Linked DNA regions of Homo sapiens: regions 1 and 3 are each linked to region 2. Evidence: chromatin loops called from intact Hi-C (ENCODE). Cell type or tissue: heart left ventricle. All regions are shown on one strand.

Evidence for each region. A loop is a pair of places that touch in the nucleus more often than their neighbours do. Peaks named below come from ENCODE experiments on the same cell type or tissue, not always from the same donor. Only the 100,000 strongest peaks of a DNase experiment are listed, where the experiment ranks them.
Region 1: it touches region 2 in a loop (2.4-fold over the local background); 10 of 110 quality-filtered maps call a loop at or near these places.
Region 3: a loop joins it to region 2, with 4 times the contacts of the local background. A loop is called at or near these places in 15 of 110 quality-filtered maps.

The regions. Positions count from the first base shown.
Region 1 is chr4:24,233,781-24,236,280 of GRCh38, reverse strand. It overlaps a transcript of PPARGC1A not described here. Among named protein-coding and RNA genes, the nearest start is that of MIR573, 290 kb to the left of the region's middle. In heart left ventricle, no CTCF peak of the experiment used is centred here; no DNase peak of the experiment used is centred here; H3K27ac peaks cover 1,566 bases.
Region 2 is chr4:24,418,359-24,420,858 of GRCh38, reverse strand. It overlaps a transcript of PPARGC1A not described here. Among named protein-coding and RNA genes, the nearest start is that of MIR573, 100 kb to the left of the region's middle. In heart left ventricle, CTCF peaks have their summits at 1,038 and 1,240 (motif pointing right); a DNase peak (open chromatin) is centred at 1,238.
Region 3 is chr4:24,248,345-24,250,844 of GRCh38, reverse strand. It overlaps a transcript of PPARGC1A not described here. Among named protein-coding and RNA genes, the nearest start is that of MIR573, 270 kb to the left of the region's middle. In heart left ventricle, no CTCF peak of the experiment used is centred here; a DNase peak (open chromatin) is centred at 1,384; H3K4me3 peaks cover 633 bases; H3K27ac peaks cover 1,671 bases.

The DNA of each region.
Region 1 (2,500 bases), 180 kb after region 2:
TGTTTTTTGTCCTTAGATAAAGCTTGCTCACTCCTCCCAAAGACCCACCCAGCATCAGATGGGTGTCTGCTCATGATACGACCCGAAAGTCTGGAAATTCTCATTATAAAGCTTCCGGATACATGCCAAAAGTTTCAAAACTGTTGGCTGACAAGTAAGAAAGCAATAGTATGTATACCAATTTCGTTTTCTTCTTTGATTTGGTTGATATGCCGTCCCACAGCAAGGATTTTATTCCTTTAGGCTCACACACAACCCTGGGATATTGATGGTAACTTAATTGCTAGTGGTGGGAGTCTGAGATTGTTAATCCATATAGTCACAGGATGAAGGAAAACACACCTCTGAAAAACTTGCAGTTTCTCCACTGTGGGTCCCCCACCCTCTAACACTTTCTGCTCTCCTTTTCTGCTTGGAAAAGGCAGTTCAGTTGAGCTGAGTCACCTCCTCTGATCACTTCCTTATCAGCTGTGGATGAGTCTACCTTACCTTTGCCCCCAGTCTCATTTAATTAGATATAAGCCTACCTCAAAGTCAATTCATTCTGTTTCTTAACATTGACTGCAGTTTCTCTTTTGGCTAACTCCTTGCCTTTCCCTGTGATTGAAGCAGTGGAGGTTGATAATTCATTTTGTTCTGCCATTATTGATTTGGTGGCTCTGGTCCAAAATTTGAAAATTTCTCTCCAGGTTGTTCTTGCCCTTGGTTTTTACAAAGACATTGCATAAAATGCAAGGTGTAGGTCAGAAATAGAAACATCAGTGCTACTTTAGGGTATGAGGGTCCACTTTCAATTGTGAAAGAGGCTTATTGTTAATTACAGAGATTTCCAAGGGCATCAGACAATTCTCATGTGGTGGCTGGGAAAAATCCTCCTTACAAATGCTTTCTAAACTGAGAATGGATTTGAAAGACCATGTCTGCCCCAGCTCAGAAATTATTCCCTCATAAAGGACTTGTGTAAAGGTTTTCAAGATACCTTTATGTGAAAGATAAACTATATTAAGGGCCCAAGAGCTTCTGCTCACCACGTTTTTTACTGAGGTCTTCCTTTCTTGATTCTTATAAATGTCAGTTTCTTAAAGTCACCACCCCCCTAGGATTTAAGATTCTGAATCCGTAAGTGGATGCTTCTCTGACATTTTTTCTTTAGATTCTAGGTACCTTGGTGGTTGTTAAGTGGCCAGTGGAGTTTTTTCTTGATGCATCATTACTAAAATAAGATTACTGGTGTCCTCTTACCTTGCCTTAAACAATATTCCCAAAATGAGTATTTCAGAAGTGCCAAGAGCCAAAAATTTGTGGTGTGGAGTTCTTGCAGAGGCTAACGTGTCTCCATTATTCCTCTAGAGTGTGATGTTTTGTTTTCATGTTGCAAATACTTGTAATAGAGGACTATCCTAAAAAGAAAGAACAGAACAGAAAAGAAAAGCATATCTTACTTTGTTTCATTTTGCCCAATTAGTATGACGAGCTGAGCCAGTGATCACTGGGGTCTGTTTATTGGATTACGTGAAAGAGCAGTGGAAATGAACAGGATACATTACTTTCCCAGGCTACTTTACTTCTATGTAAAGGTGGATCCTTTGAATTAGCACATAACCACAGTAGTGTGTAAGCGTCTTACTTTTCTCCTCTGATTTTTTAAAAGACAAAGATAGAATCCATGACATTGTCTTATATTTTTAGAAAACTGGTAGTAGATGCCTTCCAGAGACACTTATTCTAATTGGAGCTAAATTCTTCCCTGTCTTCCTTCCCATCTAATTTGATATCATGGTTCTCTATAAATAAAACAAGCCTGTAATGCCAGTGTATCATTGGCTTAGAGATCAACACAGCATTGACCTCATGCCTGTAATGAACTCAGTTTTCTGTGATCAGATAGTGAAACTATAACTGGAAAAAGTATTTTTTCCTGAAGCTAAATAGAAAACCCAAAGATGCAGCCACCCTCTAAGGACTTTTAAAATATTTCCCTTCTGTCAGTCACGTCTGTTATAAACAGGTAGTGTGAAGATCTTTATAAGCCTCGCTGGCTGTCAGTTACCAAAGTGTCCAGCTAAAATCAGGGAAAACTCTTACTGTGTTAAGTATGCTGGTTCCATGCAGCAGAATCCAAATCTGCCCATTGTGCTTTCATTTCAGTAGGCCCTCTAGATTCTTAATTACAACACGGGCTAATTATGCAGTCAAAGTTCTAAACCGCACTGGATTTGCACAGCACATCTCTCCTCCCTGGCGTTATTGTATTGGTTTTCCCGACCCTGTCAGACTGAGATTTAAATCCTGAACCTGACATTCATTGTGTTCTGTGTATCAGCTTTTCCTGCCTTTCTGAATTACGTGCCCAATAAAGTTCTCATCTCTGTCACAGGTCAGGACTTAGTCTTTTATAAATTCTTAGGCTGGGACCATTTAAATTCTGTTTTTGATTTTATCCTGCCTCTTCAAATTATTTGCCTTGTAAGCGCTTTAACTTTTTGGTCTTTAGCCCTAG
Region 2 (2,500 bases):
CAGAATTGTGAGCAGTAAATTTCTGTTGTTTATGAATTACCCAGTCTAAGGTTTTCTGTGATAGCAACCCAAGCAGACCAAGACATCTGGGAACGCTACCCCGGTTCAACAGCAAGAATCGGTTGGAGAATGTGCCAAGTGGTAGGGGAGGGCTGCTGGCTTGTGTGGAAAGTGTGGGCAGGAAAGAATCAACTTGGCCTGCTTAAAATTTAGTCTAGGGTGGATCTCAGCAGGGGACAGTGAGTAAGTCAACCAGGAGGTATGGATCAGAAATTAAGAAAGACTTTTGTGACTTGGAATCCCAGCCGGGAGTGTGGACATGATCCATTCTGCATTAAAAACCCACTAGAGAGTTATAAAAACGGGCATACGATCGGACAGACACTAATCTTCCAAAGAACCAGAGTGTTAGCCTATTTATGTAGCTATATCATGCCTTCAACGCGCCGGAAAAATAATCAAAGGAGAATTTAGAACTGTTCTCAGATTGTCAGTTTTTCATCTAAAAATGTTAATGTACATTAAACTTTAAATTAAAAAAAGCACATCCCATCACAAACTATTTTTAATATGGAATACTTAGCAGCGGTGCACACTTTCTGTTCTGAGATTTACCAGGCTATTAACCAGAATAATTTGGGTTTAAAATGAACTGAATTAGGTTGTGTATCCCCACGTTAAGTCTCAAACAAATTACATTATTTAAGCTGTCATCTGTAAAAGGTGCATACGCTTTTGGTTATTCTATGCAGATAAAGTTGCAGTCCAGTTATAAGTGTCTGATGGCATCAGAAATGTCAGCAACTGACAGAACTGTTTATGGAAAAGAGAAAAGAAGAATCTCATTACTGGTTCTTTAGAGCCTATTTTTCACTTTTCTTTTTGTTTGAAAATAATTTAATGTATATAATTGCATGCCTTGAAGACTTTAAAATACACAAGGTTGCCTGGATTTAGACTCAATATTTGTGCTAGTTTGTGAGTTTGTATGAGGATGCATTTGGACATGAAAACCTAAAGTTGGCAGGAATTTTTCTATCCTCTTTTGTCTCTTCTGGGTGATTTGGATGTGATTATAATCAGGAAATAGTTTGAATGTGATAGAACCCTGATGATTCCTAATTCTGGCCGTCATGTGCACCAGCCACTTCTGTTCCTCTCTGGAAAGAATTGAAGAGTCAGCAGATAAAAGTTGCTTTTTCAGACTGAGAATGAGTGCGCCCCTAGCTCACCTGGCCGCTAGGTGGCACTGCAGCCATAAGGAAGTGTGGTCACAATTACATAGTTCGGCTGTGGCATTAAGGAAGTTCTCCAAGGCTGAAATTGGGAGAGGGCAGCCTTTTCATCTCTGTGTTTTTCGGGATTGTAGGGTTCTTTGGATTCTATTGCATACTTTGTGTATCTAGGATGCTGCTAAGGGGAAGGGGATTATTTGTTTAGGGTGTGATGTTTCCTGGGTTTGTGTTGTTGCATAAGACACACACACACACACACACACACACACACTTGAAGATTTGTTAGGAATTGTGTTGGTCAGGGAGTGGGAAGTGAAGGGCAATATCACACTTCCGTGGTTTCTGAGCAGAATGGTCTGTTCCAACTGAGCAACAGATGGCGTCCTGACCTGTGTGCCTTTTTCTTTGGTGTTCATCTGCTGGAAATGTTCTCAGTAGAGACGACCAAAATTCTGGAAGATGCTAAGTGTCATAGCATCTCTCTTTGTGCCAGCCCCCTCTCCTGCTTCTTTTCCCTCTGTTTTTAACCACTAAGGAAACAATCATTATCCAAAAGTATTTTTTTTCCTTTTTGAATAGAAGCTAAGTATTTGAAACCTAGACACCTTACTATTGTCCCAGAGAAGAAAAGAAACCAACAAAGAATCTACTAAGAGTGTCAAAGAGTGAAAACTGAATAACAGCTACACAAGTTACTCTGAAAATAACAAGAATTCTGGCAGATGATTAGCAAAAATATTTCCTAAATAGTGAAAGATGAGGAATTGACTGACATTGAGGTGTGTCTGGTGAAATTAAATTTGCTGTTAAGTGACTTGAAAAGAAATGTGTGGAGGGTATGTTGGTAATTAAATCAGCAAACAATGGGATTCATAATGAAAATGGTAATAGCTATGTTTATAGAGGTCCTGCTATGTTCCAGGCATTTTTGTATAATTACTTAATCTTTAGAATAGATCTTTGAAATGGGTATGATCAAACTCTTTGGCACATAAGTAAATGATAGTGTAGCTAGGTTCATACCTGGCCTGGGTTCTAACACCTTTAAAAGCTCTAATTAGAATTAGGTCTGTTAGAGTCTAACACTTGTGTCTCGGTGTTTAGAAAATGACTTGATAATGGAACATAAAGGCAAAGAGAATGTCTGTGTTGCTTCTCATTGCATCTCCAGGACCTGCCATAGTGCTTGGCTGGCTCATGTAGGACTTCAGTATACATTTGTTCTACCCATAGATAAATGCCAGAGAGCTGGAAGATTCCATGGT
Region 3 (2,500 bases), 170 kb after region 2:
GAGGGAGAAGCCAGTAGGTGTATTGTAGGGTAGGAGGCTTACAGAAGGAAAGACTGTAGCTTGATGAGTGAGTTCTCTCCCATTTCCTGCATTCTATTGCAAAGGGGCAAAAACCTCCCCTTGACCTGACCTGGACTTCTGAATGGCCAGCCTGAGACCTGTGCTATTTGGAAGTTATTTAGTTTTTTCCTCCTCCTCTTTCTCCATCCCTTCTCCTTCCTCTTCCTTCTTTTCTCTTCTTTTGCCTCTTCCCACCTCCTTCTTTTTATTGTGCATGAGGACAGATTTCAAAGAGTGCATGCCCCCAAAATGCAAATGCCTGTTGCAAATCAATGGGAAAAAGAGTTTAATACTGTAGATGGCATTTTAATTTACCTTCAGTTTTTCAGGATGACACCTGTGTATCTCTCCTGTATCTCTCCTTGGATATGGTCAGAAAAACCTAAAAGCTCAGATAATCCTAAGCCAATCCATGCTTAGGCTTTTAAATTTGCAGATTTACCTTCCTATCAACTTATTTGAAGCTAACATTAAGATGAGTTTGCCTTCCCTGAGCAAATGAGCACAGGTGTTAGTCCAGAAATTGCAGGAAACCAGAATGTAACCAGCCACACCGGGCAAGGAATGGTGTGATAATTACAGAGTTCCTCGAGCCTGGGTGTGGCGTGCCTGCCCTGCAGGCTCTACATCTGCAGTGTTCTGCCCATGTTACACCTGGTCCTCATATCTAGAGACAACCAGTCTCCTTATCTAGTCCTGCCCATTTCCACTGTCTCATCCTGAGGACGAGCATCATACTCTATTCTTTTTGCCTCTCTGTTCCCACCGTTTAGTGCTGTCCTTGACATAGGGTGTGCATTCAATAAATGAACTTCTGCCCGTTGGTTAATGAGTGATATCAATAATTGCATACTTCTCTATGTAGATTATGGTTTAAGGAATATGTATTGAGCACTTACTATGGGCTAGGTATTGTGCTAGGGGCTTTTGTACTATTTGAATCTTACAGCAACCCCCTTCACCTGTCATCAATGGGGAAATTGAGGCTTAGGGACGTAGTATAGTTTAACCAAAGTCACACACACTTGGCTCGGCATGATTCAAGCCCAGATATCCCCACGTTCAGACTCAGTTCTCTGATTTCTTTATGTCATGTTTCCCTGCCTTGCAAAAACATTGAGTGAGTTTCTCCTCCCACTGTTAACCTGGGGTTTCCTCCCAACCGATTCCCCGGGATCTCACTCTCAACCCTCAAGTTGAAGGAAAGTTCCTCCTTCTCTGACTGTAAACAGAGAATTCTGTCTTCATGGCGCGAGACCCTGAGTGTCATCAAATGCCACTGCCCACAGTGAGTCCAGGAACGGAAGCCGCTTTTGGAGTTTCCAGCAGGGGCTGGCTGTGAAACAACCACGGGCAAGGCCTGTGTATGTGTCCTGAACGCGGCCTCACAGATTAAAATAGTCGTCACGGTGACCAGAAAATTGGATTGGTTAAACCTTCTGGTTTTAGATTGTTTTTGGAGAGTGAATAACTCTATGATTTTTACTTGTCACAGGCTAAAATGAAAAAAAAAAGTAGGAGTGCAACTTCATAGCTATTTTTCTTTCCTGTATGTTCATAGTGGTTATTTATATCTGGGAAGTTTCCACTGGGATTTAGTTCAGGATATAGACTTGGCAGGGTGGCTTCTGCACTCTGTGGTGACATTTGACAGACTGCAGGCAAAGCAGGATGGATTTCTCATGTCTAGATGGAAGGATCTGAGGGCAAAGTGTTGGGATTGGACTGTATTATAAAATGGATTTATGGATCTGAATCCAAAAGTGGCTCATTGCCTGTCAATATGAGATCTGTATCAATAACGTTTGATAAATTAGGCCTCCCGACCCTTTGCTCTGTTTGCTTTATCAACTCTACTCGGCAATAACAATAAAAGACTCCAGGTGGTGTATTTGGAGTGGCTTACTGAGCTTGCCATGTGCATTCCTGACCTTAGGGCCCAGCTCTGTGATCCTGCACATGTTATAACCCCCAGAAGGGCACTGCTGTGCCTGACTTCCTCCCCAGAATTAGACGTTCCCCTGCTAAGCTGCATTTCAATATCAGCCTCATGCATTAACCTTGAAACGCTGTGCCCATGATGTAGGTAGCGTCTTCATTTTCCAGATGAAGAAATTAAGACACTGAGAGGTTAAATGAGCTGCCCAAGGCCACACAGTAAATCTCGAATACAGCTGGGTTCCAGATAAAGGTGTCATGGTCGCTGGGGGAGGGTATGACACTTTCGTTCTCTGTAGTTACAGACTAAAAGGAGCTGAATTTGCACAAAGCTTGCTGATAATACACTTTTTTTTTTCCAGAGGTGGTGTGTCTGCTGTCTTATCTCCAACTCTTGGGGGAAGCAGTCCATGTCCCTGTGTAAGAAATACAGGGTTCTCACGCCTGTAATCCCAGCATTTTGGGAGTCCGAGGTGGGCAGATCACGAGGTCAGGAGATCGA